2 separate regions of the Homo sapiens genome follow, and region 1 is linked to region 2. Evidence: read pairs that join two places in POLR2A ChIA-PET (ENCODE). Cell type or tissue: OCI-LY7. All regions are shown on one strand. Links, peaks and the distances in the headings refer to the core of each region. The heading gives the core; the rest is flanking DNA. Region 1 overlaps EML4 (EMAP like 4). Region 2 has its middle 52 kb from the start of EML4.

Evidence for each region. ChIA-PET counts read pairs that join two places held together with the same protein. Peaks named below come from ENCODE experiments on the same cell type or tissue, not always from the same donor. Only the 100,000 strongest peaks of a DNase experiment are listed, where the experiment ranks them.
Region 1: POLR2A ChIA-PET joins it to region 2 with 7 read pairs; 9 of 35 experiments call an interaction of 5 or more read pairs at or near these places.

Annotation. Positions count from the first base shown.
Region 1 is chr2:42,250,642-42,267,561 of GRCh38, reverse strand. EML4 (EMAP like 4) reads right to left here. Exons shown (of 23, transcript NM_019063.5): 3 at 10,932-11,061; 4 at 6,268-6,441; 5 at 4,256-4,384; 6 at 2,831-2,856. Among named protein-coding and RNA genes, the nearest start is that of EML4-AS1, 89 kb to the right of the region's middle. In OCI-LY7, for the core only: no CTCF peak of the experiment used is centred there; a DNase peak (open chromatin) is centred at 10,721; H3K4me3 peaks cover 1,637 bases; H3K27ac peaks cover 2,273 bases.
Region 2 is chr2:42,109,243-42,126,162 of GRCh38, reverse strand. No RefSeq gene overlaps it. Among named protein-coding and RNA genes, the nearest start is that of EML4, 52 kb to the left of the region's middle. RefSeq lists a silencer at 1,708-1,908. In OCI-LY7, for the core only: no CTCF peak of the experiment used is centred there; a DNase peak (open chromatin) is centred at 7,682; H3K4me3 peaks cover 875 bases; H3K27ac peaks cover 893 bases.

The DNA.
Region 1 (16,920 bases), core at 8,070-13,069, 140 kb before region 2:
TATTCTCTGTTACCACTCACCTAAATGTACCATATGTAAATAGGCTTCTTCTCAAATCAAAGCAGATGATTTGGAACAAGCCACAGCTATCATTGTCAAAAAGAGGCTAAATTAATGTCATATTTTAAAAAGAATGTCAAAAAATGACAAATATTAGCATTAATAGCTGAAATACTAGAAAATGTGTTGTGAATATGCCATGCAAAATGAATACCACACTTCTAAAATAGCTATACAACTTACAGTCAATGACTCTCACCTATTTAATAATTATCTTTTCATCTGATAATACAAATCTGAGTGCAAGGTTTTACTGCCAAATTCATATATTAATAACTAAAACTTACCTGGTATTATATGTCAGGTACTGGGTACACTTTATTACTATAATTTTTACAGTAACCCTTTAATGGCTTATTATTATCTCAGTTACAGATGAGAAAACAAAGACTTAGGGAGGTTGAAGTAACCTGCTCAATGTCACTATAGCTAAGTCAATGGTAAAACCACTCTCTGGACTCCAAAATCCATGTGTTTAAACATCTACATGACATTGTTTGCTATACATCTCTACATGTAGGTTAAGTTTTATAGACAACTCAAATGCAATTGTCCAAAGCCAAACTCCTTTTCCACACATCTCCTTCTCCTCAAATGTTCCCTATTTCAGTAGATGCCACTATATTTCAATTTATATTTCATATATATTATTTCATCCTTCAGTAGTCATGTGAAATAAGCTTTATAGTTACTATATTTAGAGTAGAAAACCACTCAGAGACATTGTCATTCAGCCTAGGTCATAAGGCTATTATGCATAAGAGCCAGGACCAACCACTAAACACAGTTATTCCCCATTCACTGCTCTTCCTATCACATACCGCCGACTCTATTTAAAAAAAAAAAAAAAAGTTTTCGGACCAGAAGTGGTGGCTCACGCCTGTAATCCCAACACTTTGGGAGGCTGAGGCAGGAGGACTGCTTGAGCCCAGGAGTTTGAGACCAACCTAGGCAACAAAGTGAGACCCCATCTCTATGATAAATACAAAAATCAGCCAGGTATGTGGTGCGCGCCTGTAGTCCCAGCTACTTGGGAGGCTTCAGTGAGAGGACTGCTTGAGCCCAGGAGGCCAAGGCTGCAGTGAGCCAAGGCAGTGACTGCACTCCAGCCGGGGCAACAGAGCAAGACCCTCTCTCTTAAAAGTTTTGATATATAATGTATTAAGAATTATCTTCATAAATAAAATTTCATTTTTCCCTTTAAAGTATCTCAAACATTACTTAATCTATGTTGTATTATAAAGAAGGGAGAAAGTAAGACCTACTAAAGAAGAATGCCAGCAAAATTCAACTTCATTTAGAATGTCTATGTAAAAACAAATGACCTAAAGACTATTACAAATATTTCTTTCTTTTCTTTTTGGAACGAAAGAAGTAAAAATCCACAGAAATCAAGTTAAATCTCTAAAAAAAGCTTTAACCACGTTGCAGCTGGTTACTATAATAGAACAGAAAATAAGGCTAACTATGAAACATAGAAATGAGCTGTGAAAACCATGCACAGAAAGGACGTGCTTTCATTAAGAACAGCATGCTTCAATTAAATTTGCAGGCAATCTAAAGAGAATGTAAAACTGATGTATAAAACTTACCTACAGTGCAATTAAATTAAATACGCATTCGCCAAAAGTCTGCTCTCTTTTTTTGGTCTGAACAAGCCAACAACAGCAAGTAGCCAGAAGTTACAATCAATATAAAAGAAAAACTTAAGAGGAAATGGATTTGCTAGACTCATCATATTTTCAGTCTTAGCATCAAGAAATGAGTGATTATTTGCAATGAAGTTGGCAAGACAGGAAACTGAGTTAAAATTTATCAATCGTTTATTTCTAGGTAAAACTTTTTTTTAAGGGAGAAAACTCCCTCTAGTATTTTATCCCTTTTTGTAATACTGTATTTTTACTGTTCACCTTGAATCTTCAGATTTCTTAGAAATAAGATGGATTTTTAAAAATGCAGCCGGGCCAAGTGTGGTGGCTCATGCCTATAATCCCAGCATTTTGGGGGGCTGAGGCGGGAGGACTGCTTGAGGTCAGGAGTTTGAGACCAGCCTGGCCAACACGGTGAAACTCCATCTTTACTAAAAATACAAAAATTGGCCGGGTGCCATGGCTCATGCGTGTAATCCCTGCACTTTGGGAGGCTGAGGCGGGCTGATCACCTGAGGTCAGGAGTTTGCAGCCAGCCCGGCCAACATGGTGAAACCCCGTCTCTACTAAAAATACAAAACAAACAAACAAAAAACACCAAAAATTAGCCGGGTGTGGTGGTGCCTATAGTCCCCAGCTACCTGGGAGGCACAAGAATCACTTGACCCCAGGAGGTGGAGATTGCAGTAAGCCGAGATTGCACCACTGCATTCCACCCTGGGCAACAGAATGAGACTCGGTCTCAAAAAAAAAAGTAAAATGTAGCTGGATTCATCTAGCTCAAATCACTGTATTTCCTTTTTAAGGAAGAAAGTCAGGCAGCATAAATAATAAAAAGCCAAATAAGAGATCCAGGAAAAAATTCACTTAGAAGGCAACCAACTGCGTAGCTTATTCTTACCTTGGCTGTTTTTTTCGCGAGTTGACATTTTTGCTGGTTGAGACAAAAATGACATTACCTTACAATAAAAACTGGGTTTTTTCCTAAATGACTACAGTAACGCACTTTTCTTTGATTACTATGAACTGATAAAGTGCACTGGATGAAAATATTCTTTTCAATTAGCAAAAATTAAACTAAGAAGGGCAAAATAAAATTTTTAAAAGGATTTTTAATTTACCTTGGTTGATGATGACATCTTTATGCCTAGAAAAGAAATTTAAGAAACACATTTATTTTATAAGTTTATATGGCTAACCATTAAAATCACCTCAAGAAACTGTAAAAGTTTTAATGCTTAGGCTATAATCTAGATAAATCTCTGGAAGTGAAAGTAAGAAATCAGCATTTTTTAAAGTTTCTCACTGATGAACTACTAATATACACTATTTTATAAAACAATGAATATCCCACAAGAGCATCTAAACAGTGAAAGCATAAAAATAACTTATGAAAAATACTCAAATCTTATATGATTATTAAGATTTATTATTTGGCTGGGCACAGTGGCTCACACCTGTAATCCTAGCACTTTGGGAGGCTGAAGCAGGTGAATTGTTTGAGCCCAGGAGTTTAAGACCAGCCTGGGCAACATGGCAAAACCCTGTCTTTACAAAAAAATACAAAAACATTAGTTGGGCATGGTGGCACGCGTCTGTAGTCCCAACTACCCAGGAAGCTGGGGTAGGAGAATCACCTGAGCCCAGGAAGGTGAAGGCTGCAGTAAGACATGATAGTGATGGTGCCATGGCACTCCAGCCTGGACGACTGAGACACTGTCTCAAAAAAAAAAAAAAAAAAAAAAAAAACACGTATTGTTTGAGTTGGGAGCCTTAAAAGGTAGATACAACTTTTTGTAGAAGACTTGAAAGAAAACATACACCAGGCTGGCACGGTGGCTCACGCCTGTAATCCCAGCACTTTGGCAGGCCAAGGCAGGTGGATCACGAGGTCAAGAGATCGAGATCATCCTGGCTAACGTGGTGAAAACACCATCTCTACCAAAAATACAAAAATTAGCTGGGCGTGGTGGTGCACACCTCTAGTCCCAGCTACTCGGGAGGCTAAGGCAGGACAATCGCTTGCACCTGGGAGGCGGAGGTTGCAGTGAGCCAAGATTGTGCCACTGCACTCCAGCCTGGCAACAGAGTGAGACTCCATAAGAGAAGTATAAATTATAATACAGAGTTTTTAAAAAGATTCAAACCAAGGCCAGGCGTGGTGGCTCACGCCTGGAATCCCAGCACTTTGGGAGGCGGAGGCAGGCAGATCATGAGGTCAAGAGATCGAGACCATCCTGGCCAACATGGTGAAACCCCGTCTCTACTAAAAATACAAAAATTAGCTGGGCATGGTGGCACGTGCCTATAGTCCCAGCTACTTGGGAGGCCGAGGCAGGAGAATTGCTTGAACCTGGGAGGCAGAGGCTGCAGTGAGCCAAGATGGTGCCACTGCACTCCAGCCTGGCGACAGAGCAAGACTCTGTCACAAAAAAAAAAAAAAAAAAAAAAAAAGATTCAAACCAGACATACATAACTGTACATGCAAACATAATAGCCAAATAATTATTACTTTTCAGATATAATGAAGAAAGTGCAATACTTACTTGTCTGCAGTTTTGGTAACTTTTGGTATTAATTTGGGTGTTGAAGGTATTTTCGACAATTTATTACGGCTATCATCTGAATTTTCCCAAGAATTATGTGACTTTTCAGCTGGTGATGGTCGTTTTATGCTAGAAGGAACATTAATTTCTTAGAGAAAAATTCTGAGTATCAAAGACATGTAACTGACAATTTAAACAGAACACAAAAGCAGCAATTAACATTTCCTTAAAGCTAATCCAGAAAAGAGAAGGATTAGTTGAAAGACTGCCTGGATGAGTGAAGGAGTTAAACAAGGCAATTCCCAAATCTGTATTATAATTTTCTGTATCACTCAGAAGATTCACTAGAACAAATATTACCTGATTTTTTTTAAAAAACACTTTTGTTAACAGAAAAAAATTATTTCCTTACATCTGAGTAATGTTTCTTATAATTTGTAGTTACAAAAAAACCTGTATTTTTTCATAGCCATTGAATTTTATAAGGCTGCCATTTTCATTTTTTGTGCAATTATGTCCTCAGGTAATTACATTACATATGGTACAAATGACAATTTCTAAATATAACAAGGTATAAACTCTTGTTTATATCTTTAGGGACAATTTTACCAATGATCAGAAATAAACAAGACTTTATATAAGAATGTGGTTATTGGCAATCCTGATTCCCTATACTTATAAGTGAAATTTGTTTCTTTACAAATGATTTTTTCATTGCATTGCTAACTATCCTCAAACTCATCCAGTCTCCAATACTTCTTGCAACAGTATATCCAAAGAGCAATTTAGGAGGGCAAGCACATTTCCAGGAGACCTCAAGAAGCTGAAAAAAAGATGCTGGGACAAAGAAGATATCAAGTGAAATCAGAACCTTAAAGAGACTGATTATAAAAAGCCACCTTAAACCACACACAATCCAAAGTTATGTAACGTTAATAAGCTATATCCAAGAAAAACTCCACAGGAGACCAGGCAGATAAACTACAAACCATTTAGATTGGGTAAGAATCTGCATGAGACACACAGACAAAGCATTTTGTAAGTGGTAAACATGCATCGATCAAGTGAAGGGTATTTTGGTTTTCCCAATTTCCATTAGCGATTTGAGGCAAAATATTAAATTGATCAAATAAAAATTTAAATCTTTTAGGAATGGTTGTCATTTATTTTATTAAAATTCTAGCCAGTTCTGGAAATGGTTTAATAGTTTCCTAAGATTTCCAAGCAGAAGTACGATGATAAAATATGACTATTCCTAATCACAAGGCTTGAATAAGCATTTCTAAACAGGCAAATTTAATTAGATTGGTCTCAATATTTGATTAGGAGGCAGCTGTAGCACTGTACTCCCAGCATGCAGGTTTAGATTCTCAATTTAGGCTCACACACATTGTTAGAATATTTCTCCCTTTTCCCCTTCTCATAACTTTAAAATATTAATTATTACGGACACAGAAGCCCTCAAGCAAGCCTTTAGCATAGAAAAGACCAGGTGAAATGGATTCATTTCTCTACTCAAGCAAGAACTTATCCTCCCAAGACCCAAAACTGAAACTGAGATGCAGCCACAGTGAAGAGCCACTTGAGATGGGCCCTTGCAGGTTGAAGGTTGTAATGATGCCAAAATACAGTGAGGACAATTACATATGGCCATTTTCTATCCATGGCTATAAATTTATGCATAGTTACATACATATTTTAAAAGTATTCAAAAATGTGGTTAAGAAAATATTGTTTGGTTTTCGACTAGGTTATTCCTGCCTTCTTTTCATCAGATTGTTTATAACTTAGTTTTTTTTTTTTTTTTTTCCAGTTTTAACTGAGAAATTGTGACCTTAATTCTTTATTCCCCAATGGGCTATAAAGCATAAATTATAAGCAATGAAGAAGGGAAAAATAAAGCCACCAGCTTTTTCTCTCAGAATCCTTGGATAGCTAACTTTTTCCCAAGTCACAGAATTTAGGTATCATTACAACCATTCCCTAGCTCTGTACTTGGGGACAGTTAAAACCTTTTGGTGGGAGTAGCATTCTTGCTTTCTGGAGTTTGTCTGTGTATTTGGAGAGGTTGTGAAGAGGGCTGGGGAGAAGGTGATGCTCGAATTTGTGGACTTTGATCATTAGAATGAGATTCCTCTTTTTTTTCTCTCTGTCCTTGTGGTTTTTCTTTCTTTTTTTCTGTACCACTGTAAAATAAAGTATAACATGGAACAATACACATTTAAACAAATGAAAAAAAATCAAACGATAGAAAAGTGATTATTATATAATTCAAAACCCTAAGTCATACAGCTAATACAATTTGCACTGTTTTCATTCAATAAGGACAATATTTCTTTGAAAATTCCAGAAGCTATTAACATCTTCAGTAAAGAATTTATAAAAATTCTAAGGCGATACACCCCATGAAGATTGCCCCTTTAGACAGAAATGGTCTCTAATAAACTTTGCCATCTTGGCAGATTTTGGGGGACAAATGAAGGTCTCTTAACTGACCTCAAGTTACCCAAATCAGAGGACTATCTGTGTAAAGCATACCGACTGATGCCAAAAGAACACTAAATATTCATGTTTAATAGGTTATTCTCCAATTCCTGTTTTTTTTCTGTATACTTCTACTCCACTCAATTGAGTTTTAAACTTACCAAGAGTTTAAGTTTTCCCCAAGTCTGTTTATGCCAGTTGTTATTTTAATTATGTAAGTTAATTAAATACAAAGAGAATTGCAATTTCTATGAAAACTAAGTTTAATGTTCTAGAAAGACTACAAAAAAAATGAGTTATCAAAAAAATTGCTGTTAAATTTAGTGTGAGTGACACAATTTAAAAAATCACAGAGGCGGCTGGGCGCACTGGCTCACGCCTGTAATCCAAGCACTTTGGGAGGGCGAGGCAAGTATCACCTGAGGTCAGGAATTCAAGACCAGCCCAGGCAACATGGTGAAACCCCGTTTCTACTAAAAATACAAAAATTAGCTTGGCGCAGTGGCATGTGCCTGTAATCCCAGCTACTCGGGAGGCTGAGGCAGGAGAATCACTTGAGCCAGGGAGGCGGAGTTTGCAGTGAGCGGAGATTGCACCATTGCACTCCAGCCTGGATGACAGTGCGAGACTCCATCTCAAAAAACAAACAAATCACAGAGCCCGGGTGTGGTGGCTCACACCTGTAATCCCAGTACTTTGCGAGGCCAAGGCAGGAGGATTACTTGAGCCCAGGAGTTCAAGACCAGCCTGGGCAACAAAGTGAGACTCTGTCTCTTTAAAAAAAAAAAAAATTGGCCAGGCACAGTGGCTCACGCCTGTAATCCCAGCACTCTGGGAGGCCGAGGTGGGTGGATCACGAGGTTAGGAGATCAAGACCATCCTGCCTAACATGGTGAAATCCCGTCTCTACTAACAAATACAAAAAATTAGCTGGGTGTGGTGGTGGGCGCCTGTAGCCCCAGCTACTTGGGAGGTTGAGGCAGGAGAATGGTGTGAACCCAGGAGGCGGAGCTTGCAGTGAGCCGAGATTGCGCCACTGCACTCCAGCCTGGGTGACAGAGCGAGACGCCGTCTCAAAAAAAAAAAAAAAAAAAAAAAAAGAAAGAAAGAAACAAAATCATAGAAAGAGAGATGCGTTCTAACATACTCTTCTGCCAGAGTTTTAAATTTCTTACTCCTTTCATTTCTGAGAAATGAAACTAAAAATTTTAGAAAGTTATTTATGGATATATTTTATGAAAGACAGTCAACAAGGAATTTGATCAGAGATATATACTTAGAGGGTAGGTTTGGTCTTTCATTTAAAAAGTGATGAATGAATACAGGTGAATGTATCTTATGTTAAAATATTTCAGATATTTAAGTATAAATTCTTTTGATTATGTACTTTGACTCTTGGTTAATAAACCACCTGCTATTCCTAACCAGACTGGATAAGCATACTTATACTGAAAACACTCTTGACAATATTATAAAGCTGATGGAATCAAGACTTGAATTCCAGTGATGAAAAGGTAGGAAACTACTAAATGCCTATTTCTTTTCTCTGCCGCCCCCCTCCCCCTGTTTTTTTTTTCAGATGAAGTCTTGCTCTGTCATCTAGGCTGGAGTGCAGTGGTATGATCTTGGCTCACTGCAACCTCCATCTCCAAGGTTCAAGCAATTCTCCCACCTCAGCTTCCCCAGCAGCTGAGATTACAGGCGCCCGCCACCACACCCAGCTAATTTTTACATTTTTAGCAGAGATGGGGTTACACCATGTTGGCCAGACTGGTCTCAAACTCCTGACCTCAGCTGATTCGCCTGCCTCAGCCTCCCAAAGTGCTGGGATTACAGGCGTGAGCCACTGCATCCGGTCCCATTTACATGTCTTTCTTAATCAAAGGACATTTTGTAATTCGATTATAATCAACAAGTAAGCTTGTTCAAGAACATTTTAAATAAATGTACATAGTATATACAATTTATCACATTATAATAGTTTAAAATGTTATAGATATTTTAATGTCAAGTGACATTTCTTAACCTGATGCACTTCTGATAACTTCTGACTTCAGACTGGCCCTTGACTATCTACTTTGTGTTCAATTTTTTTAAAAGCAGGTGCTAAGAAATACAATTTTGGCCAGTCACAGTGGCTCACACCTGTAATCCCACCACTTTGGGAGGTTAAGGCGGGCGGATGACCTGAGGTTGGGAGTTTGAGACCAGCCTCACCAACATGGAGAAACCCTGTTTCTACTAAAAATACAAAATTAGCTGGGTGTGGTGGCGCATGCCTGTAATCCCAGCTACTCCGGGTGCTGCAGCAGGAGAATCTCTTGAACACGGGAGGTGCAGGTTGCGGTGAGCCGAGATTGCGCCATTGCACTCCAGCCTGGGCAACAAGAGCAGAACAACATCTCAAAAAATATATATATATATATCTTAAAAAATAAATAAAAAAAGAAATACAATTATACTTCAAGAATATCAGATTAACTCTGAAATTAAAAAACTGAGTTCCAATATGTCCAACTCTCTCAAAAACAAAAACAAAAAACAGAAGTTACTTCTTCCTTGCGATTCTTCAACAAGATTACAGAGGTCACTAGTTTTATGTGGGCCCAGTACAACCTAAAAGAGCCATTTTCCTTCTGGGTTATTTAAAAGCAAAATACAGGGACCCTGGATCATAAACTAACAAACTCAGCTGGCCTTGGATTGTTGAATCACTAATGTGCATAATACTGATCACTACACAGCAACAAGCAACAGTGCAATAGCTATGTAAGAAAATGGGCTGAATCTGAACCACTACTGGATACAACACGGAAATTTATTTAAAATTGTACTAAAATTTTCTAACATTTTCTTAGTTTCCCTTTTTCTACTCAAAGTGGAGTACAGGTAATAAAGTTTAGCATCCTTTGTAGGGGAAAGTCTAGATTCTGTAATGACGACGACAAAGATTGAGTTCCAGAAGGAATTTTTTTTTTTTTTTTTTGAGACGGAGTCTGGCTCTGTCACCCAGGCTGGGATACAGTGGCGCAATCGTGGCTCACTGCAAGCTCCCCCTCCTGGGTTCACGCCATTCTCCTGCCTCAGCCTCCTGAGTAGCTGCGACTACAGACACCTGCCACCACGCCTGGCTATTTTTTTTGTATTTTTTAGTAGAGACGGGGTTTCACCGTGTTAGCCAGGATGGTCTCGATCTCCTGACCTCGTGATCCGCCCGCCTCAGCCTCCCAAAGTGCTGGGATTACAGGCATGAGCCACCGTGCCCGGCCTCTAGACGGAATTTTTAAAAGGGCTGAAGATCTTGGTATTTCTTCAACATTCTTGTCATCAACTGTTTGGTTAAGTATCTATGAATCCACACCAATGAATAATTCGGTCACTAGCATTAGTTTATTGAGGTAAGCATTTTCCATCAGTACATTGTTACACATGATCTTATTACTTAAGATTTTTCCTCACTCATTCTTTGAAGAAAACGGTTTTAAGATTTTGTAGCTGATCACCTATGGTCTCTCCAAACTCTACATCGAATAATTTGCTAGAAATTACAAAAGGGGGAAAATCCTGTGAGCACTTTTATTGGAGTAAATTAGTTAACTGATGAAAAGAACATAAAGAATGCAAATCTGTAATCCACTGAAACTTATATTGCTGTAATTCCACAGCCCTCCTGCCCACCATCCCCTAACACACACACACATACACCCCCACACACCCCAGATAGTACTATATTTTTGAAATAAGCCTTAATTTTATAGTTATGGTTAAAAAATAAAAGTTATAATAGCATTTGACCTCCCACTAACATAGATATATCGAAGATTCTGTTTTGCCTTTAAAAATGCTGTATCAAATATATCACTTGCTATGGAAAATTCAGTTATATAATTTCTTTAAATATAGTGATGCTTTCAATAAATACTTGTTACAAAGAAACAAAACAAAACCAGGAAATGAAACTGCTTTCTTTCTTTAGTGAGAACGGAAAGCTTCCTCACACAACTTGACAGGCATGATGAGTGCAAGCTGAGTGAGCACAGGCTAAATGTCTCTACTTTCACAGTTTAAGAATTCAAAGGACATGCTCACTTGAATTCAAACAGCTCTATTTCATATTCTTTCTAAAGGGAGATCTCTACCACATTCAGACAATTCTGCAATGTTAGTTTTTCCCCCTTTCATAAATGGGTACCTTTTAGCAGCAGATGAAAGAGTTTCTTTTCCTGCAATTGAGACAGCACTGGTATGACTTGGTTTTCTGTTTGCACCACTTCCATTGGTTATACAGGACATGGGAATAACTGCTCGAGGGCTTGGTTGGCCTAAAGATAATTAAGGAAAAAAATTATATCAAATTTGAATATATTCCTTAAAGATCTAAATTTTAAAATTAAGTCCATTTGGAAGGAGGGGGTGGTAGAAAAAAAATTAAGTATATTATTGTTTATAACTCTTGAGCAGAATGCCCCCATGGTATGCAGCACATGATACTGTCTCAAGACTTAATCCCATCGAAACAGACCTATAGGAAAGCCATACTAATTTACTAAAACACAGTTGGGCTAGTTCTCTTAGCTAAATGGTTTGCTTTACCACACACAGCAGCCTTATAACACATGATTCAAATGTGTGCCTCAAGTAATCCATAAATCCCATGCCATCAGTCTTCAAAAACAGCTTGTTAAAACCATAAATTTTAAATCCTAGAAACCATAAATATTAAATTCTAGACTGTTACTCCATACAAATAAAGCATAAGTATATAAAGTTAACCTCTCCTTTAACTTACACAGTACATATACAAGGAGTGGAATAAATGTGTGACTGGTATATTAGTGTGGTCAGAAGACACAACATCATAAGATAAAACAGTCCTATCTATACTAAGAGTCAAGTAAAGATTTGGGAATAGAGAACATTTTTATTTTTTAATTTTTGGACTCAGTTTTCTCACGTGCACACAAGTAATATCTAGTACCTTAGGAAGTTCCACACATGGTGGTATAACACTGCATTTTTGTCAAGAATAAGATGTTGGAGGTCATTTGTGTCATAATCACCTAACGTGCTTCCTTAATATAGATTCGTAAGTCCTACATTAGATTGAATGAATTAGAAGACAGGAAGCAGGAGACCTGCTGCATTTATTTTTTGAAACCTCTTAAGAAATTTTTTTTTTACATATAAGTTACATTAATCCTCAAATTATGCAAATATCACTGGTCATCAGATTTAGTTCTAGTACGTCAAACAAGTTACTTATTGTTATATCAGTAGCTTTTTAAAAACTGTGGTAAAACAGTCCTAAAATTTATCATTTTAACCATTTAAAAATGTAGAATTCAGTGACAATTAGTATATTCACAATGTTGTGCAACCATCACCACTACCAAGTTCCAAAACATTTTCATCACCCCAAATAGAAACCATGTATCCATTGGCTGGGCGCGGTGGCTCAGCCTGTAATCCCAGCACTTTGGGAGGCTGAGGTGGGCGGATCACGAGGTCAGGAGATCGAGTCCATCCTGGCTAACATGCTGAAACCCTGTATCTACTAAAAATACAAAAAATTAGCCAGGCGTGGTGGCGAGCGCCTGTAGTCCCAGCTACTTGGGAGGCTGAGGCAGGAGAATGGCAGGAACTTGGGAGGCGGAGCTTGCAGTTAGTGGGGATCGCACCACTGCACTCCAGCCTGGGCGACAGAGCAAGACTCCGTCTCAAAGAAAAGAAAAGAAAAAAAAAACAAAAACCGCGTATCCATTAAGCAGTCACTCCCTGTACCCTACCCTCCAAAGAAGCCATACCTTGTTTGGCTTCTTTTATATAGTACAATGTTTTCAAGGTTCACCATGTTGTAGCACATATATTTCATTCTTTATAACAGAAAAATATTCCACTGTATATTTTGTTTTTCCATTCATCTGTTGATGATCATCTGGATTGTTTCCACCTTTTGGCTAATGGGAATAGTGCTGCCATAAACATTTGTGTAAAATTTTTCATATAACCACCTGTTTTCAATTATTTTGAGTATATACCTAGGAGCGGAACTGCTGAGTCACGGTTGTTGTATGTTCAACTTATTGAGGAACTGCCAAACACAGTGGCTGCGCCATTTTACAATTTCACTAGCAATGTATGAGGATTCCAATGTCACCATATTCTTGCCAACACTTGTTATTTTCAGGTTAAAAAAAAAAAAAAACTCAAGAGGGTATTAAGTGTTACCTCATAAGTTTTGGTTTCACTGATTCTATTGTTTTTCTATTCCCTACTTCCTTTATTTTGCTCTAATCTTTATTTCCTTCCCTCTAGCAAGCCTTGGATTTAGTTTTTTCTTCTTTCTTAGTCTTTTTTTTTTTTTTGAGACAGAGTCTTGCTCTGTTGCCCAGGCTGGAGTGCCATGTCACAATCATGGCTCACTGCTGCCACGGCCTCCCGGGGCTCAATCCATCTGTCTACCTCAGCCTCCTGAGCAGCTGTGACTACAGGTGCACACCACCGTGCCTGGCTAATTTTTATATTTTTTTCGTAGAGACAGGGTTTTGCCACATTGCCCAGGCTGGTCTCTAACTCTTAGGTTCAAGCAATCCACCTGCCTCTGCCTCCCAAAGTGCTGAGATTATAAGCGTGAGCCACTGTGCCCGACCACCAATTACAGGCATTTTTACCGTTCTTTTACCAATGCCTCAAATGGCATAACAACTTCAATTGCTCAAACATTTTGCCCACTTTAAGAATGGGCTTCCTTCTTAATAACTGAGGCATATGAGTTCTTCAAATATTCTACATAAAAGTCCTCTGACAAATACATGTCTGGCAAATATTTTCTCTTATTCTATAGCTTGCCCTTTTATTTTCAAAACAGTTTTTGAAAGAACAAGATTTTTAAATTTTGATGAAATTCAATTAATTGATTTTTCTCTTATAGCTTATGCTTGTTTGTGTGCTACTTATGAAATCTTTGTCAAACTCAAGGTCACTAAGATCTTTCTTACATAAGTTTTAGCCCTTACATTGAGGTCTATGATCCATCTTGCTTAATTTTTGTTTATGGCGTGAGGTGAGAGTCAAGGTATTTTTGTTTTTTGTCTTTTTTTTCCCCCTGGCATATGACTTTAATAACTCGAATTAGGGTTGAAATAACTCTTGAGCAGTCTGCCTAGCACACAAAAAGTACTTAATATCAAAACAACTAAATGGATGCATCTTCACTACCAAATTTCTCTTTTGGATTATGTTGAGTTTATCTCGAGTCTCTCTTCTTGCAGTTTTACCCTACACTATGGCATCGCTACACTGTGCCAGAATGACCTACCACATGCTATGTATCTTTAAATTTAATGCCACTAACTGTAATATGCCCCATTATTTTAAGTACCATTAGAAAGAAGTATTTCCTATTAGAACTGTAAGACACTATCAATTGTAATATGCATCGTAATTTCAGAGATGTTAAAATGTCAAAAACATAGGCATCTTGGACGAATTACTATAAATCTGCCTGTCAGTCCTCAGCTTAAGATTCTTTAGTGGCTCTCCACTACCTTCAGGATGAAAACTAAATTCCTTAACAAGGTGTAAGAAAACCTTCCACTATGGGCCCTACCAGTCTAGGTTCATTTCTTGAAACTCCCAATCTTACACCCTATGCTTCAGTTTATTCTGAATTCCTAAACTAAGTACTTTTTATTCTTCTGCACTTCTGCACCTGGATGATCCTTCTCTCCAGCATATGCTAGTCACCTCTGCTTGCCTAAACTGTAACGTATTCATCATCCATGCACCAATCAAATATTTACTCAGGACCAATTATAATCCTACTCTTATGTTTACAAACATATATAAGGCAGTTACTGACATCAAGGAATTCAAAATCTTCAAGGAGAATCACATTGGCAATGAAAACGTGGTAAGTACAGTAACAGAGAGATATCAATGGAGTATCATGGAAGTGCAAAGAAAGGACACATAATTCTATAAGGATTAGGGACACAGAGCTCAAGAAAGGCTTCCTTGAAAAAACACAGAATAAGGCCTTAAAGAATAAGAAAGAAATAGACAGCTGAAAGGGCGGTGATAAGACAATGGGATCCTATTGCAGTATGTGTAAAGGAACAGAAACACTCTAACAGCAAAGAGAGTGTATGTATTTGCGGCATTGAGTGGGTGGTGGTGGGGAGACAAAAAGCTCCTTGATGTGGCCAGCACGTAGAACAAAAGAGGGGATAGTTCACAGAGAGGAGTTAAGTAGCATTCAGATGATGCAGACTTTATCTATAAAGAATAAAGAACCACTAAAGGGTTTTAAGCTGAAAAGCAGAGTTCAATTTACATTTTAGAGAATACCCTCTAGTAGCCATGTGAAGAACTGATTTCAGGGCAGTGGTCTGAGAATAAGATGGTGGGGACCAAGAGCTATGTAGCGTGAATGAAAAAGTGAAGGAAGTTTTAAGAATCACGGTGGAAACCATCATAATGCCAGGATGAAGGTCAATAAAAACTTTTACACTTGATCATGACAAAAGAATGCTATTCACTATAGTTTACACTCCTTAATGACAGACTCAAGTAGACGACCTTACTGACATCTTAGCCTGACAGTTCCTAAATACAAATAAATTTCAGTGTACTGTATGTAGACTAACACAGTAAAGTTATCACTAAGAACTGCCGCATATTCCAAAGCTCAAAATCTGAAATCCTTCTTGCTACTCCGGTACATATTATCTTCTTATTCTTGCATCTATCCCAATCTGTCTCTCTAAAACTGTAATTTTATCACAACTTCCTGTTTCTATAACTAACTTCTTCTGGCATTCAATTTACAAACAATTTATTGATTTGTAAATTGAAATTGTTTCTCAGCTAGCCTTGGGATGACTATGTTAGTGACTGTCCCTGCTTTCAAATAGTGTATCACCTAGTGGGAGCAACAAATATATATGCCAAAAGAGAAGTACAAACAAAAATTTAAAATAATTCCAAAATGTGCCAAAAAATAGATCATTTTCAGGAAATAATTTCTGAGGCCTTTAAGATGGTTACAGTTTTGATCAGAAGGGTAGAGATAGTCTAGTTGATATCCCAAATCTTCTATTTATCTTGAATTCTCCATCACATGCCTCATGGCTCCAACTGTATACATACTTCTTCCACTCCTCATTTTCAGGCTCTTCGTCACTTTTCTCAATTGGCTGATTACTCTTGCTTCAGTCTTTGAGAAGATTGAGGACTACATGTACTCCATCAAATTCTATCTTCTCCATTTGGAATTTTATCTGTATACTTCTACCTTCCTCTTATTTCACAGGAAGATGTACCCTTAGGCCTTTCAACTTGTGGCCACTACTTAAAAGTATATTTTGAGTGGAAGTGACAAAGAAGCATTTGACTCTCATATAGAAATGGCACTCTGTAAACAGTAATTGTTACCTGGTCTGAGGCAACACCTGCCAATATACAGTCATGCACTGCATAATGTCTTGTTCCACGATGGACTGCATATACGACAGTGGTCCAAGAAGATTCTAATACCCTATTTTTACCATATCTTTTCTATGTTTAGGTTTGTTAGATATACATATACTTACCATTGTGTTACAACTGCCTATGTAACCTAGGAGCAACAGACTATACCAGGGGTCCCCAACCCCTGGGCCACAGACTGGTACCTTTGTGGCCTGTTAGAAACCAGGCCAGACAGCAGGAGGTGAGAAGCCAGAGAGTGAAGCTTCATCTGTATTTACAACCACTTCCTATCACTTGCATTACCACCTGAGCTCAGCCTCCTGTCAGATCAGTGGCGGTATTAGATTCTCATAGGAGCACAAATCCTATTGTGAACTGTACATGTGAGGGATCTAGGTTGCATGCTCCTATGAGAATCTAATGCCTGATGATCTGTCACTGTCTCCCATCACCCCAACATGGGACCAGCTAGTTGCAGGAAAACAAACTCAGGGCTCCCAACGATTCTACATTATGGTGAGTTGTATAATTATTTCATTATATATTACTATGCAATAAGAATACAACAACAAATGTAGTATGTTTGAATGATCCCAACACCTCCCCCCACCCACCCCAGTCTGAAGAACAATGGTCTTCCATGAAACCAGTCCCTAGTGCCAAAAAAGTTGGTGACCACTGGGCTATGCCATACAGCCTAGATGCATACT
Region 2 (16,920 bases), core at 5,315-10,314:
GTGTATGCAGTGCAATCAGGCAGCTTGCAGCCAGTCTTTGGCAGTCTCACTAAGCCCAATCAGAAGGGCTGGAATGCAACACGGGAAGTTCTTCTTAGCCCCAGTCGCTAGGTCTGTAGGGTGGGGTGGAAATTGGCTTCTGGGTGACCACACCCAGCTCCCTATCCACTCTGCCCAGAGACTTTACATCCTCAACAGCTGCTGTCTGTGTTTGGCTTTCAACTCCTCTGCCTTGACCCAGCTCCCAGAGACCAGTTTACAGGAGACAACTGTGACACTAGCGTTCCGATCATATCTGACCTCAGCCCCCTCCTCATGGCCCCTCCTGCCACACACATTGTATGCCTTCATTTCCTTTCTAAGACAAGATTTATCTCAGAAAGTGGATCTTTGGTTAGCTCATGGCTTTGCTCTTGAGTTTCTTGAAACTTATTCCAAAAGCTCGTCACTTAAAATACAGGAAAAAATTGGCTAATTTTCTTTTAATGGGCTTCAGTAGAATAAAGAATAAGACGATGTAGATATATTTATTGTGAATTGCTTGGACTGCTCTGGAGTATGAGAATGGACAGTTAGTGATGCTTTATGAAGTTTCTTGGCCCTTCTGTATCATCATTAGTTTTATTTTTATTTATTTATTCATATTTATTTATTTATTTTTGAGACAGAGTCTCGCTCTGTCACCCAAACTGGAGTGCAGTGGCGCAATATCAGCTCACTGCAAACTCCGCCTCCTGGATTGAAGTGATTCTTCTGCCTCAGCCTCCCGAGTAGCTGAGATTACAGTCACCTGCCACCATGCCTGGCTAATTTTTGTATTTTTAGTAGAGGCAGGGTTTCACCATGTTGGCCAGGCTGATCTGAAACTCCTGACCTCAAGCAATCTACCCGCCTCAGCCTCCCAAAGTGCTGGGATTACAGGCGTGAGTCACTGTGCCAGGCCCCACCATTAGTTTTATAAATCAAGATATAACATGTGTTATGAACTTCTGTGGTACTGCCTTTTTAAGAGCTCATCATCCCTGAAAATCATTCAAACCCTTCAACATGGCAACAGCCCTCCTGGACATTTCTACAAAGGAAATAATTAAAAAGAAGAAAAGAAATCTTTGCATGCACTAGATGTTTATAGAAGAACCACTTATAATAGTTATGGCCAGCTCACGCCCATAATTCCAGCACTTTGGGAGGCCAAGGTGGGCAGATCATGAGGTCAGGAGATTAAGACCATCCTGGCCGACATGGTGAAACCCTGTCTCTACTAAAAATACAAAAATTAGCTGGGTGGGGTGGCGCCTGCCTGTAGTCCCAGCTACTCGGGAGGCTGAGACAGGAGAATCGCCTGAACCAGGGAGATGGAGGTTGCAGTGAGCCGAGATCATGCCATGCACTCCAGCCTGGTGACAGAGCGAGACTCCATCTCAAAAAATAAAAAATAAAAAAAGAACCACTTATAATAGTTAAAAACTGGAAATAACTTAATGCGTAGCAGCAGGGGAAATGATTAAACAAGTTATGGCATATCCATGGGAAACCACGAAGCCACAAAAAAAGATCATTAGGAAGACTATGTAAGGACAAGAAAGTGTTTATTAAGTGATGTTAAACAAAAAGTGGAACACAAAAATTACATGAACATTATAATTATGCTTACATAAAATATTTCTATATCTGACTGAAGACTGGAAGAAAATCTGGGAGAAAAGAAAGTGGTTGTGGTAAGTGGCAGAAATATGACTGATGTTTTTCTTTTTGAATACTTTTAGTGTTGTTGTAGACTTGTCTTAGTAATAAATAGCTCTTTTTTGGAAAAAAAAAAAAAAAAGGATAGCCAAGCCGTAACTTGTTGTGTTTGCTTTTTACTTAGGGCAGTAACTGAGAAAACATTTCAAACATAGAGGAAGTCACATCAGCAACTATGAAGTGTTGAGGTCAAAATATGACGTTTCAATAATGAGGACAGTCAGGTGGAGAGATCTGAAGATAACAGATACAGGAATACAGGAAATGGGTCAAAGAAGACAGTTTTGGGGGTAGGATTTGCATTGCTGAATACTTACGAAAAGAAACAAACTCACAGGCTTACAGGCTTAGATTTATTAGTCTATATTAGGGCTGAGGATACCTGTGAACCAAAAATAAATAAATAAATAAAAACAGAGAGAGAAAGTGTGTGTCAAAGAGATGCCTCATTAGCCTTTCTCTTTATCTCTATGGAATGTCAAAGAGATAATGTCATCTCTAAGACATTAATTGTCCACTTTTTTCAACTGATCCTCTCCCTGGAGGCAGCTGAGCAACTCACTTGGAGGAACGATTCAAATCATTCCTGATTTTTAAGAATTAATCCTTAACCAAGTTAATTAATCATAGTGTACCAGCACTTGGAATCACTCAAACAAAACAGCCTTTACATATAGGAGATGCATCCACCCCAAGCTTTTCTTCACCCATAATCTTGCCTCAAACTTGTGTGGGTAGCTCAGGGCAAAATCTGGTTTCTGGCTGCCAATGGCATGCATTAATGGAGAGAAGCAGGCTGACAGTGCAGCCTGGGAAGGTTTCTGTAGAAAAGCCTGTGTGCTAGAGTTAATTACAGCCTGATTTAAATCTTAGATTGTGGAGGGACCATGAAAAAGGCAGACTGATGAATACTATGTGGTCAGATAAACCCAGATACTTAGATCTCTCAAAAGGAAAAAGAAAAACCCTAGAATCATCTTCTGGGTACAGACAGTGCGGTAGGTCCAGTGAAAATTATAAGGTTTGGGTTAGATGGGGCTCCTGCCCACAACCCAAAACAGTGTATTCAGGGGACAAAAGAGAAATGCAGACAGAATCCAAGTCAATAAACACATGTCACAGAACAAAATATAAGTAGCTATGATATGCTAAAAAATAGCAATAAACTGGCCAGGCGCAGTGGCTCATGCCTGTAATCCCAGCACTTTGGGAGGCTGAGGCGGGCAGATCATCTGAGGTCGGGAGTTCGAGACCAGACTGACCAACATGGAGAAACCCCATCTCTACTAAAAATACAAAATTAGCTGGGTGCGGTGGCGCATGCCTGTAATCCCAGCTACTTGGGAGGCTGAGGCAGGAGAATTGCTTGAACCCGGGAGGCAGAGGTTGTGTTGAGCCGAGATCATGCCATTGCATTCCAGTCTGGGCAACAAGAGCGAAACTCTGCCTCAAAAAAAGAAAAAAAAAGAAAAAAGAAAAAAAAACCTGTATATATATACAGCAATAAACTTTGACTTAGGAAGCCTGGGTTTAAATCCCAGCCATGGCCGGGGGCAGTGGCTCACACCTGTAATCCCAGCACTTTGGGAGGCTGAGGTGGGCAGATTACCTGAGGTCAGGAGTTCGAGACCAGCCTGGCCAACATGGTGAAACCCCATCTCTACTAAAAATACAAAAAATTAGCCGGGTGTGGTGGCGTGTGCCTGTAGTCCAAGCTACTGGGGAGGCTGAGGCAGGAGAATCGCTTGAACCCAGGAGGCAAAGGTTGCAGTGAGCCAAGATCATGCCACTGCACTTCTGCCTGGGTGAGACTCTGTCTCAAAAAAAAAAAGCATTGTACGCTGGGCATGGTGGCTCACACCTGTAATCCCGGCACTTTGGGAGGCCAAGGCAGGCAGATCACCTGAGGTCAGGAGTTCAAGACCAGCCTGACCAACATGGTGAAACCCTGTCTCTACTAAAAATACAAAATTAGCTAGGTGTGGTGGTGTGTGTCTGTAATCCCAGCTACTCGGGAGGCTGAGGCAGGAGAATCGCTTGAACCCGGGAGGCAGAGGTTGCAACGAGCTGAGATCGTGACATTGTACTCCAGCCCAGGCAACAAGAACAAAACACCGTCTCAAAAATAAAAAAATTTAAAAAATAAAAATAAAAAGCATTATAAGGAAATATTTACTGGTGCCTACAATACTGATATTACTCTGATCTCTGATATCAAACCCAGACAAATATATAACAAGAAAGCAAAACTGCAGACTAATATCCTTCATGAGTATAAATGCAAAAATTTTTAGGAAAATATAGCAAATAGAATATAACAATATATAAAAGGATAGTACATTATAGCCATAGCCCAGGAATGCAAGGTTAGTTTAATATTTGAAAGTCACTCAGTGATTCACCACAGTAACAGGCCGAAAAGGAAAACCATATGAATATCTCAATAGATGCAGAAAAAGAATCTGACAAAATCCAAGATCTCTTTCTTTCTTTCTTTCTTTCTTTCTTTCTTTCTTTCTTTCTTTCTTTCTTTCTTTCTTTCTTTCTTTCTCTCTCTCTCTCTCTCTCTCTCTCTCTTTCTTTCTTTTGGTCTTTCTGTCTTTCTTTCCTTCTCTCTTTCCTTCTCTCTCTCTCTCTTTTTTTTTTTCTCATTCTGTTGCCCAGGCTGGAGTGCAGTGGTGTAGTCTTGGCTCACTGCAACCTCTGCCTCCCAGGTTCAAGCAATTCTCCTGTATCGGCCTCCCAAATAACTGGGACTACAGGCATGCACCACTACTCCCAGCTAATTTTTGTATTTTTAGTACAGACAGGGTTTTACCATGTTGTCCAGGCTGGTCTCGAACTCCTGACTTCAGGTAATCTTCCCACCCTGGCCTCCCAAAGTGCTGGGATTACAGGTGTGAGTCACTGTGACTGGCCTCATTTCTGATTTTAAATAAAGCAACTCTCAGTAAAGTAGGAAACTTCTTTAATTTGAGAAAGGGCATCTATGAAAAACCTAAAGCTAACATCATACTTAATGGGAAAGACTGAATGCTTTTCCTTTAAGACCATGAACAAAGAAAGGCTATCCACTGTCACTATATTTATTCAGCATTGTACTGGTTGTAGCCAGTGCAATAAGTCAAGAAAAAAATATAAAATGAATTAAGATTGGAGCAGAAGAAGCAAAACTGTTTTTATTCTCAGATAACATGACTCTCTATGTAGAAAATTTGATGGACTCTACAAAAAAGCTACAGAACTAATAAATGAGTTTAACAAGCCTGCAGGATAAAAGATCAATATAAAAAATCAACTGTTTCTAAATGGTTTCAATAAATACTTGGAAATTAAAATTATATAAATAATAACACTTATGATAGTACAAAATAATTAAATATTTAGATAAAAACCTTACAAAAGAGCTGTAAGATCTGTAAACTAAGAAAACGTTGCTGAGAAAAATGAAAAAAGACTTTGTGCTCATGGATTGAAAGACTCAATATTGTTAAGATGTCAGTTTTCCCCTAATAGATCTGTAGATTCAATGCAATCCTCATCAAAATTCCAGTAGGCTTTCCCCTCTCAGAAACTGGCAAACTTATTCTAAAATTCAAGCTTAATCTAGAATTCATATTTTTCTTAGAAAAAGAATAAAGTTAGATTTCAAGACTTGCAATAAAGCTACAGTAATCAAGACAATTTTTATTTGTCTTGACAAATACCCAGACAAATTATATTTGTCTTAATACAAATACCCAATTTGATATTTGTATTGAGATAGAAAAATAGATCAATGTAACAGAATAGAGAATCCAGAATAGACCCACAAATATATGGTCAATTGTCAATTGACTTTCAACAAAAGTGCAAAGACACTTCAGTAGATAAAGATCAGTCTTTTCAATAAATGGTGCTAGAACTATTGGATATTCATAGATTATAGACAAAAAACTAAACATCATTCTAAACTTTGCATTATATACAAAAATTAACTCAAAATAGACTTAAATATAAAATCTAAACGTATAAAAATTTTGGAAGCAAACAGGAGAAAATCTCTGTGACCTTGGGTTAGGTAAAGATTTCTCAGATCACCAAACGCACCATCCATGCAAGAAAATTAATACGCTGGGCATGGTGGCTCACGCCTGTAATCCCAGCACTTTGGGAGGCTGAGGCGGGTGGATCACCTGAGGTCAGGAGTTTGAGAGCAGCCTGGCCAACATGGTGAAACCCCATCTCTACTAAAAATACAAAAATTAGCCAGGCGTGGTGGTGTGCGCCTGTAGTCCCAGCTACTCGGGAGGCTGAGGCAGGAGAATGGCGTGAACCCGGGAGGCGGAGCTTGGAGTGAGCCGAGATCGCGCCACTGCACTCCAGCCTGGGCGACAGAGCGAGACTCCGTCTCAAAAAAAAAAAAAAAAAAAAAAAGAAAAAAGAAAACTAATAAATTGCATTGCATCAAATTAAGAATTTCTGTTCTTGAAAGGCATTGTTAAGGAAATAAAAAGATTAGGAGAAAGGATTTGCCAATCATATATCTTACCAAGGAGTTGTTTGCAGTATATATAGACTCTTAAAACTCAACAGTTAAGAAAAAGCAAAACAAAACCCTGGTTAAAATATAAGCAGAAGGCATGAAAGATTCGTCACCAGAGAAGATACAAGGATGGCAAATATGCCCATGAAAGATTTTTTCAACCTCAGTAGTTATTAGGGAAATTTAAATTAGTACTGTAATGGAATACCATTACACAGCTATTAGAACGGTTAAAATAAAAAAAAAAACTGAGAATATCAACTGCTAGGAAGTATGTGGAGTAACTAGAACTCTTACACATTTCTGGTAGGTAAGCAAAATGGTACAACCACTTTGGAAACATTTTGGTAGTTTCTTTTCAAGTTAAACATACACTTACCATACCCACTTCTAGGTATTTACCTTGAAAAATGGAAACATACATGCTTATATCTGTACATGACTGTTTATAGCAGTTTATACTGCTTATTTTCAATTGCCCCAAATGAGAAACAACCCAAGTATCCTTTAGTTGTGAATGGTTAGACAACATGTGGTACATCCACACAATGGGATACTACTTACCGATAAAAAGAATAAACTATTAACACATGCAAACACGGATGACTCTCAGAACAATTACACCGAGTGAAAGAAACCAGCTCCCCCTGCCCTCTCCCTGCAAAACATGCACACCATATGGTTTCACTTATTTAAGCTTCTAGAAAATACAAATTAATCCATAGTGATAGAAAGCAGATCAGTGGTTGCAGAAAGAAGGGTGGGACAACAAAGGGGCACGAAAATTTGGGGGGTGAATAGCTTGATTGTGGTGATGGTTTCACAAGAATATAACATGTCAAAACTCATCCAATTGTATACTGAAATATGTTTGTCTTATTATTTGTCAGTTATACCTCAAGAAAGCTCTTTTTTTTTCAAAGTCCAGGTGATTCTAATAGGCAGCTGAATTTGAGGACCACTGAAACACACATACGTAACTCTCCTAAGTCCATCAGGTTTTGGCTTACTGCCACAGAGTTTTCTATTGTTCGGATTCCAGTCTTGTTACAAATATGAAACTTACAGGATAACTACAGAATGACCATACATAAAAATCATCAGATAATTTCACTTCAGAAATTCCAGGGCCTTCACTTTAAGCCATAGGGAAGCCCTAGATAAAAATTACTAATTTGAAATGAAATACAGCAAGAGACTCAAGCCTCTAAGCTTCCAGGGCTATAAATCATCTACAGTGCAGAGATGATTTTGGATCTGATAATTTGGTAAATTGCTTCTCTCATCCCTCATAGACTCAGCTTCTACACTTCCCTTATTTTGTCAGAGTTTTTTACTAGAACTCACTCCATTTTTTGCTTCTCTTTACTTTGACCTAACCTGTAGGGCTTCCAAAAATAGGTACTTGAGTGTATTGAAGAAGTTACTAACTTTGTTAAGTTATGCAAGACTTCCCTAAATAAGTATTATTTCCTCTTTCCTCTCAGTGACTCACACAGTACACTCTATAAAGGATTTGAAAGTGGCTGAAGGAAACTAGTTTGTCCCTTGTGCCCAGTTTTGCTCAGAAGCAGGAGAAAGACCTAGGGTGGCATATTTTAACCTTGAATATGTGTGTGACTCACCCAAGAATCCTGTAAAAATGCAGATTTGGTGTCAGCAAGAGTGGAGTAGACTCAAGCTTCTGCTTGAGTTTCTCCCCAGTGATGCTGATGCTGCTAGTTGGGTCACAAGACACATGACCTTTCAAAGTCCTTTCATCCCTGGGACACTGCAAAACAATAATGACCCTAATGGGGAGGAAGTCATTCAAGTCAAAGAGAGGAGCACTGCGTTACTACTGCCTTGATTACACTCTCCAAGTGTTGAACCTCCTGCCTTATGTAAATGTTTATACATCTGGTAAGGGTAAAGATTCACTTGCTGTGAATAGCTCAGGATGTTTAAAAAGTGTTGGTTGGATTTTTCTTACCTTTTTCTGGAAATAATTTGCAATAGATAAGATGGTTTTTCTAGGTTATATTTAGTTAACCCAACTTAAGCCACTTTATAACTGCTGCATCTAGCCACTTCTTGTGTGTATGCTTACTTTATTTTCAAAAATATGTAATGTCAAGGTATGAAATACCAATGTTTCATATACTATTTAGCTGAGGTTTTCAGTTCTTATGACAAATGGGCTGATTTCTCTCCTAGATCCTGAGGGGATTATATTGTATGTCCTGATTTTTCCTCTTTTTGAGGCAAAGATAGCACTAGTCATAGCAGCAGTTGCTTCTAATGATTTAGAGTTATAGTAAAATCTGTTGGAACGAATTGAAGGACAGTATTGTGGCATGGTTATGAATCTTCCTGGGGAAGCTGGCTGCAGCCTTTGGGTGGGTCTTTCTCACCCACTACTTCCCCCCCGCTCTGCTTTGTAAATCAAACTGCATGGTTTTTTTCCAAAGCAAATTCCTGATTTTTGGAAAGGAATCAAATAGTTTAGTTTTGCCTAAAACTGACACATTTAAACACATTTCAAATATATGTGAATTTGTAATTTAAACAAAACAAACTCGATGTGCTTTAAAGAGGCCAATCTATATTTTCAGAAAACTCTTATTATCGGTAATTTTCCATCTCAGTTTACCTTGATATTTAAATCAGTTCATCATGATTTTCAGTGAAAATAACTGAGAAAAAGGCATCCATAAAGGCTAAGAGTAAATCCATATTCATAGCTCTGTATTCCTCATCCAAGATTCCTTATTAAGTGATTACAGGAGCAGTTTTCTGTCTTTCAAGTCCATTTCTGCAGAAGAATTTGAATCACCACTGGAATGAATGTGGTAACGGGAGTAGTTCTGTCAACAATATGTGACACAAGGAAGGGAGTGCAGAAACTGGGCTGTCTGGACTACGGTTTTGGATGAGGTTTGGGATTTTTGTTGTTGCCAGAAAACTCAAAAGTTCAAAGAGAGTAGAAAAGCATATTGATTAGCTCTGGACTGGTCAAAGACTAGATTTATATCTGAGCTTAACTAATGTTTTACACATGGTCTCCTTTGTATTTTAAAATTTTTGTACCCCTGGTTAGTTAAAGGCAAGGACCAGCTGAAAGCAATTCCTCTTCTTGTCTTCTCTCCTCCAAATCAAGGCCATTTAGTTGGTAGGTAGATATTAAATCTCTAGGAACAAAGAGGAATGTTACTGGCCCAAATGTCCCATGATCCCTGAAGTTCATGTTGGTGCCAGAAGAGCTTCATGGCTTATTTTTCTCCCTAAATCTTCTACTCCAGAGGCCACATTTGCAGGGATATCTGGAGAACTGAGATGAACACTTGCCTCTCTGCCAATTCATCTTTCTTTTGGCCAGTTTATCAAGGATATTTGGATCTGCTGATGCACATTTCAGCCCCATCAGTTAATTTTCATTACAAAATTATGTTGCTAACATTATCAAGAGCATTGTGCCAAGCACTTTACACATATTACCTTATTTATTCCTCGTGATACCCATATTACAGGTGAGGAAACTGAGGCTCAGGCAGGTCACGTAACTTGCCCAAGTCCTCAAGGCCAGGATCCAAAATACAGACAGTTTAACCTCGAGCATGTGCTCTTAACCACTATAGTATTCTGCTTCCCTTATCCATAGATTCTTTCAGGACTTGGGAACTAAAGGAGTTTGGGAAAGAGACAAGGACATGGACTTTCTAATAAACTTCCTTTAAAGCTTCATTAGTTATACATCCATTCAACAATAATCCACTCCTCTTCAACTCTTCTAGAAGCTTACTTTCAATTTAAAGTCACAGTATCACTTTACAGCAGACCCCTCTGCCTGGTAAGCGGCTCCCCCACTAATTCACACGGTAAGTCCCTATAGACATGTTTATCTTCTAAAATCTATCCCACTGGTCATAACTCAATGAGTCCCAAGCTGGGTGAACAAGATTCTTTCTATTAGAAATCTCAAATTGGGAAAGAGAGGTGCAGAGGTCGTTTCTGATATGGCTAGAAATGTAAGATGTAAACTCAGTGTAACACGCAAACTCAGTAACTATAGAGAAGGTGGAGTGCGATGGCTCACACCTGTAATCCCAGCACTTTTTGAGGCTGAAACGGGAGGACTGCTTGAGCCTAGGAGTTTGAGACCAGCCTGGACAACATAGTGAGACCCCATCTCTGAAAAAAAAATTTTTTTTAATTAGCTGAGCACTGTGGCTTGCACCTGTGGTCCCAGCTATTCAGGAGGCTGAGGTGGGAGGGTCACTTGAGCCCAGGAGATTGAGGCTGCAGTAATTAAGCCACTGCACTCCAGCCTGGGTGACAGAGGGAGACCGTGTCTCCAAAAGCAAACAAACAAACATAAAAAAACCAAAAAACAAAAAAAAAAAAAAAAAGAGAGAGGAGGGAGGTAGGGGGTAGAGAGGAAAGAAAAGAGGAGAAAGATAGTGTATGTAGTAGACACACAGAGAAGCTGAGATCAGATGGGGAACTTTTTGTTGATTTCCAGTACCTAGATGCAGTTCTTTGTGACACATCCCTATTTCCCTAAAAATGGTCTTTTTGCTTTAGCTGGTCCAAGTTGATTTCTGTGCCTTACAATCAAACTTTTGATTGATGCTCATTGGAACTCCTACAAGACCCAGGAACTCTGACACTTCTGTATCATCCCAGGATCCAACAGAAGACTGTGCATTCAATCAGTGCTTTTGCTCTCCATTCTCCGCTCCAGTGTAGTGCAACCCACCCCCTAATCTTGAGCCTGTATCCAATCATCTGATTGTGTTGCCTGAATCCAGGCTCTTTTCTCTCCTGTTCACCTTATATTCTACCGTGAGATCAATCTTCCAAAACTTTGCTTTCCCCATGTGTCACTTTCCAACTCAAAAGTCAGTGGCTCACTAGCCCCTAATTGTGTCTCATGGAACACTGGAAATGTTCCATGATAAAAAGAGTTCTGTGGCCAAAAATACTTGGAATATCAAATCTTCCCCTCTCAACACTGCCACATATATAAGCATATTAAAAGCTTTGGGAAGTCCTGCTTATAAATCATCCCCCCCACCACCAAAAAACAAAAACAAAAACCCAGCTTAAATTTGCTTGATTCAATGTGTTCTTTCTTGGTGTAACATCTATGGCAAAGGGGAATACCTATAGAATTAAGGCCAAACATCTTTTTGGCCCTCTGCACACGTGCCCAATATATGAGTTATCTGATCTAATTTACTATTTCTCCCTCTGCTGCAGCCAGATGAGCCTCTTTCTTGCTTCCTGTGCTTTCTCACCTCTGTGCCTCAGCTGTAGTGTCCCCTCCTCTTGAAATGTTCCTTGCCCACCTTGCCTCCAAGCTCTACCAGGTCCTCTCTGGAGTTTTCTCAACCACCCAATTCCACATTGCACTTATACTTTTCTCACTTCCTAAGGCACGTGTAATCTGAAAAACATAGCATTTAGTCATAGTTGTTTCATCATAAATACAGTCCTATGTTTCTACCTGATTCTTTTAAAATTATGTTTGTCACCCCAGGAAGATGGCAATCTTTTCTTTTTTCTTTTTGAGACAGGGTTTCACTCTGTCACCCAGGCTGGCATGGAGTGGTGTGATCACAGCTCACTGCAGCCTTGACTTCTTTGGCTCAAGTGATCCTCCTTCCTTGGCCTCCCAAAGTGCTAGGATTACAAGTATGAGCCACAACACCCCGCCAGCAATCTTCTTCTTCTTCTTTTTTTTTTTTTTTTTGAGATAGAGTCTTGCTCTGTCGCCCAGGCTGGAATGCAGTGGCGCAATTTCAGCTCACCACCACCTCCGTGTCTCGGGTTCAAGCGATTTTCATGCCTGAGTCTCCTGAGTAGCTGGGGCTACAGGCATGCACCACCATGCCCAGCTAATTTTTATATTTTTAGTAGAGACGGGGTTTTGCCATGTTGGTCGGGCTAGCCTCTAACTCCTGACCTCAGGGGATCTGCCTGCCTCGGCCTCCCAAAGTTCTGGGATTACAGGCATGAGCCACTGCGCCCAGCCCGGTCAGCAATCTTCTTAAAGGTAGAAACCATACTTTTCTTCTATAATACCATTTTCAGGAGTGGCGCAAAATATGTTTTTAAGAATTATGCAATTGAATTGAATTGAGCTACTTCCCGGATTTAGAATGACAAATGCTTTCTCTCCATCTGCTTAAGAATGAACTGGCCTTCCCATTTAGAGGCAAGCATGCCCAACGCCCAATGCTAGGCTTTCCCTGGAGAACACAGGACAGCTGAACGCTTGGGGAAGAATTACTTCTGCTATGGCACGGTTCTCTTGAGCAGAGAACTTTAAAGGGATCATTATCTGCTTGTAAGGAATGGAGGTCAGCATGCCTGAAAACAGGAGTTGTGCAGATAACCTTGCCATATTTAGAATTCTATGCCTGGAAACAGCGTAAGTGCTCTTCCATATAAAATTGGGTAAGCCTATTATAGCATATCTATTGCACAAAATCATATATAGCTTTAACAAATCATATTGCAGAAGAATATTTAATGATTTGGGAAAAGATTTATGATGTAATGTATGAGAAAGAATTTCTTTCTTTTCTTTCTTTTTTATTTTTTGAGACAGAGTCTCTCTCTGTTGCCCAGGCTGGAGTGGAGTGCAGTGGTGCGATCTTGGCTCACTGCAACCTCCACCTCTCAAGTTCAAGCAATTCTCCTGCCTCAGCCTCCAGAATAGCTGAGATTTACAGGTGTGTGCCATCATGCCCAGCTAATTTTTGTATTTTTGGTAGAGATGGGGTTTCACCATGTTGGCCAGGCTGGTCTTGAACTCCTGACCTCAGGTGATCCACCTGCCTTGGCCTCCTAAAGTGCTGGGATTACAGGCATGAGCCACCACGCCCAGCTGAGAAAGAATTTCTAAAATAGCATATACACTATGTTTCTAACTTGATTTTAAAAAGAATATGCATTGAAAACCACACTGGAAAGGTAAACTAACATGTTAATCTTGATTAAATCTAGGTGGTGGGGTCATAAGTGTTTTTTTTTTTTAACACCTTCTTGTATTTTTCAGTATCTTCCTGGTTTTCTACATTGAACATATATGACTTTTGTAATCAGAAAAAAGTCAATCAAAATACAATTCCATGTTTTCTCTCTTCTCCTAGCTCCTATCTTCATACTGAATGATTGTACCCAGATTCAGAGGTCCGGAGAACTCTCTCTATTTTCACTTGGTTCCTTACCCTCTAGTTGACTATGGTCAGCTTGCTTTTTTTGATTAGTCATTGGGCTAATATGGGAGTGTCCCCAGAATTCAGTAATAACCTAGACATTGCCCAGGGCAGGCATCTGAGATGATTATAAAGAGCAGATCGAAATAACCTCTGCCTCTTAGTTTCCTTAGACATGTTTCGATTCCTCTCACTTTCTTCTCCCCATCTCACTCCCTTCTCCCCTAGGGAGAAGATGCTGGTGGATGTGGATATTAAAACCTCCCCCTGGGGGCTAAAAAGAGACATCAGGAGAGGCTCAGGATCAAACAATATCTCCATATGAGTAGGTACAGCTTACCTGACTACTGCCTAAGAAATAGTCCAGGTCAGCTGGTCTGCTGCTGTGCTGCTGGGGATAATACCTAAGAAGAGCCAAGGCTTGGAAGGAGCCAGAGACAGACCAGGGACCTGTGTGTTGGGAATGGAGCAAAGAAAAGGTCCAGGAGGAAGAGAGAGGGGGAAAGCATCAAGGGCTGGAGAGAGAGTGTGTGTGTGTGTGTGTGTGTGTGTGCGCGCATATGTGTGTGTGTTTGTATATATGCGTGCATGTATGTGAAGTGTGTGTATGTATGTACGTGTGTGGCAGATGCAGGTGCAGAGGGGAGCTGGGGAACATGGGCTAAGTTTTGGGAGAGTGAAGAGGAACAAAATAAGACAACTGTGAGTGGAAGAAAGAGATGTTAGACTGTGTATGAAGAATACTCTTACCCCTTTGACTTTTTTCTCTTGAAACTGGGTAAATATATATATGTATATATATATATATATACACACACACATATATAGATATGTATATATATATACACATATATATACGTATATATATACACACACATATATACATACACACACACACACACACACACACACTTATATATACACACACACATATGAGAGACAGTGTCTCACTCTGTTGCCCAGGCTGGAGTGCAGTGGTGAGATTTCGGCTCACTGCAACCTCCGCCTCCCAGGTTCAAGCGATTCTCCTGCCTCAGCCTCCTGAGTAGCTGGGATTACAGGTGAGCGCCACCATGCCCAGCTAATTTGCGTAATTTTAGTAGAGACGGGGTTTCACCATATTTGCCAGGCTGGTCTCGAACTCCTGACCTTGTGATCCGTCCACTTCAGCCTCCCAAAGTGTTGGTATTACAGGTGTGAGCCACCACGCCCCTCGAGACTGGGTAAATATCTTAATGGATTTAAATTACATTTTTTTCTGCAGGACTGCTGTTTCTTTTACTGTGTTTTTTGCTTGCACTGAACCACATAGGGCTCTCTGTCATGCCTGGTTTGCACAAATACGAATGCCTTTCTCATGAACGAACTTATCCATTTTATGGAGAAAATGATACGGGCTTACCCCACTTCAAGGCTTATTGGCTGCTCTCTCAGCCCTAGGTGATCGCCAGTGATGCACGTATATTCCTTACATGAAATGAAAGGCACAGCTTTAAATGAAAAGGCACACCGTAAATGAAAAGCATAGCTGATTTGGTTTGAGTCCGTTTTGGCAAAAGGCAGTGCGATTTGGTTTGAGTCCTTCTTATGAGCTGGGGTCTAGTCAAGAGGGACCTGCTGGAACTTCTGCCAGGAGTCCTGTGGCAACTAAGAGATGCCTGGGGCTGGTTGGGTGTGTTGTGAGGTGAAGCCTCCAGACTGAAAAGGCTCTGGGATTCTATTTCCCTAGGACGAGTAAGGCCTCCTGGCCCAGACCCTGCTCTGGCCTCAAGCCCTCGGGGCAGCAACACAGCTAACACTGCAGGTCTGTAACCAAAATGTCTAGGGGGCTTTAGGAGCTCCTTTAACTCGGTTTGTGCTGAGTGCAGAGGCTCCTTGCACAGCATTGGCATCTTGGAAGAAAGATATGTTGGCAGTCAGCCTGGAGGCTGCAATCCCTGTGAGAAAGGAAGGCAGGCCGGTGTTACAGTGCTATGCTGGGAGCCAGGCAAGCAGCACTGTTAACTCATCTGCGTCCAGTGATCACAGGGCTCCGATGAAATGGGCCTGGGGGCTGCCCAAAATATCTGCTACTGCAGAATCTTCTACTGAGAAGGCATTTGGGGGAAATAGGAGAAGAGAGCAGTTTCTTTTTCAAAGAACTCACTGTTGGGGTCTTCTTCTTTAGACTTTGTTCTCTCCGGTGCCTCTCTGTTGAACTGTGTCATTGGCTCACTAAAGGCTGGTAGAGAAGCTAAAAAGCAACTGTCTGTGATGGGAACTGGGTAAGCCAGTGTCACTCACCCAGGCCTTTATCTACCTTATATGTGCTAAATAAAGTCGCTGTATTACCTACCATATGGGAAATCTCATCTCATCTCTCTCTCGCTCTCTCTCTCCCTCAGGTTAATTATACATACCTGATTCGGTTGTTCATTTCAACTCTGCCTAACTTTACTCCCTAACCATGCATTTATTATCGGTTCTAGTTGCTCTTTCTAGTTCTGTTTTCGCCTTTGCCCTTGTCCCAGCCACTTCCCATGACTGAAGAAATAACTCACTCTGACTGGATTCTTTTCACTCATTCAAAAAGTTTTTATTATCTGCCTATGATGCGCCAGACACTGTTCTGGTCATTTAGGATAGGTTTGTGAACAAAATAGATAAAGATCCCTGCAGGGAGGGGGAAGAAAGATAATCAGCAATACACATAACAAATATATAAATTACAAAGTATGTTAGACTTTTGTCCATGAGGACAAAAAAGAACAAGATTATACAGGTTAAGGGTGATCAGGAGTGTCAGGGAGTAGGGGGAAGGGTGGGTGGTCAGGGTGGGCCTCATTGAGAGGGTGAGATTTGAACATTGCAGGAATGAGAAAGTTCATCAAGTAGATATCTGGGGCAGGTGTATTCAGGTAGAGGTTACAGCTAGAGCAAGGACACAAAGGTAAGTGCATGCCTAATGTGTTTAAGGAACAACAAGGAGACTAAAATGAGTGAGGAAGAGTGTCAGAGAAGAAGATAGAGAGGTGCAGTAGGCAGATAATGTAGAACAATTTTGGCTTTGTAAACTCTTTTTTTAGCTTTTTTTTTTTTTAGACAGGGTCTTTCTCTATTGCCCAGGCTGGAGTGCAGTGGCATGATCATCCCTGGCTCAAGATATCTTCCCACCTCTGCCTCCTGAGAAGCTGGGACTACAGCCATGCACCACCATGCCCAGCTAATTTTTTGATTCTTTCATAGGGTCAGGGTGGTCTTGAACTCTTGGGCTAAAGTGATCCTCCCTCCTTGGCCTCCCAAATGGCTGAGATTACAGGCATGAGTCACTGTGCCCAACCTAGGACTTTAGTTTTGAGAGAAATGGGAGTTATTGAAGTGTTACCTTAAGAGAAATGGGGGGCAGCGATACTGAAGAATTTTGATTAGAGAAGGGATATGATCTAAACTACTTTTTTTTTTTTTTTT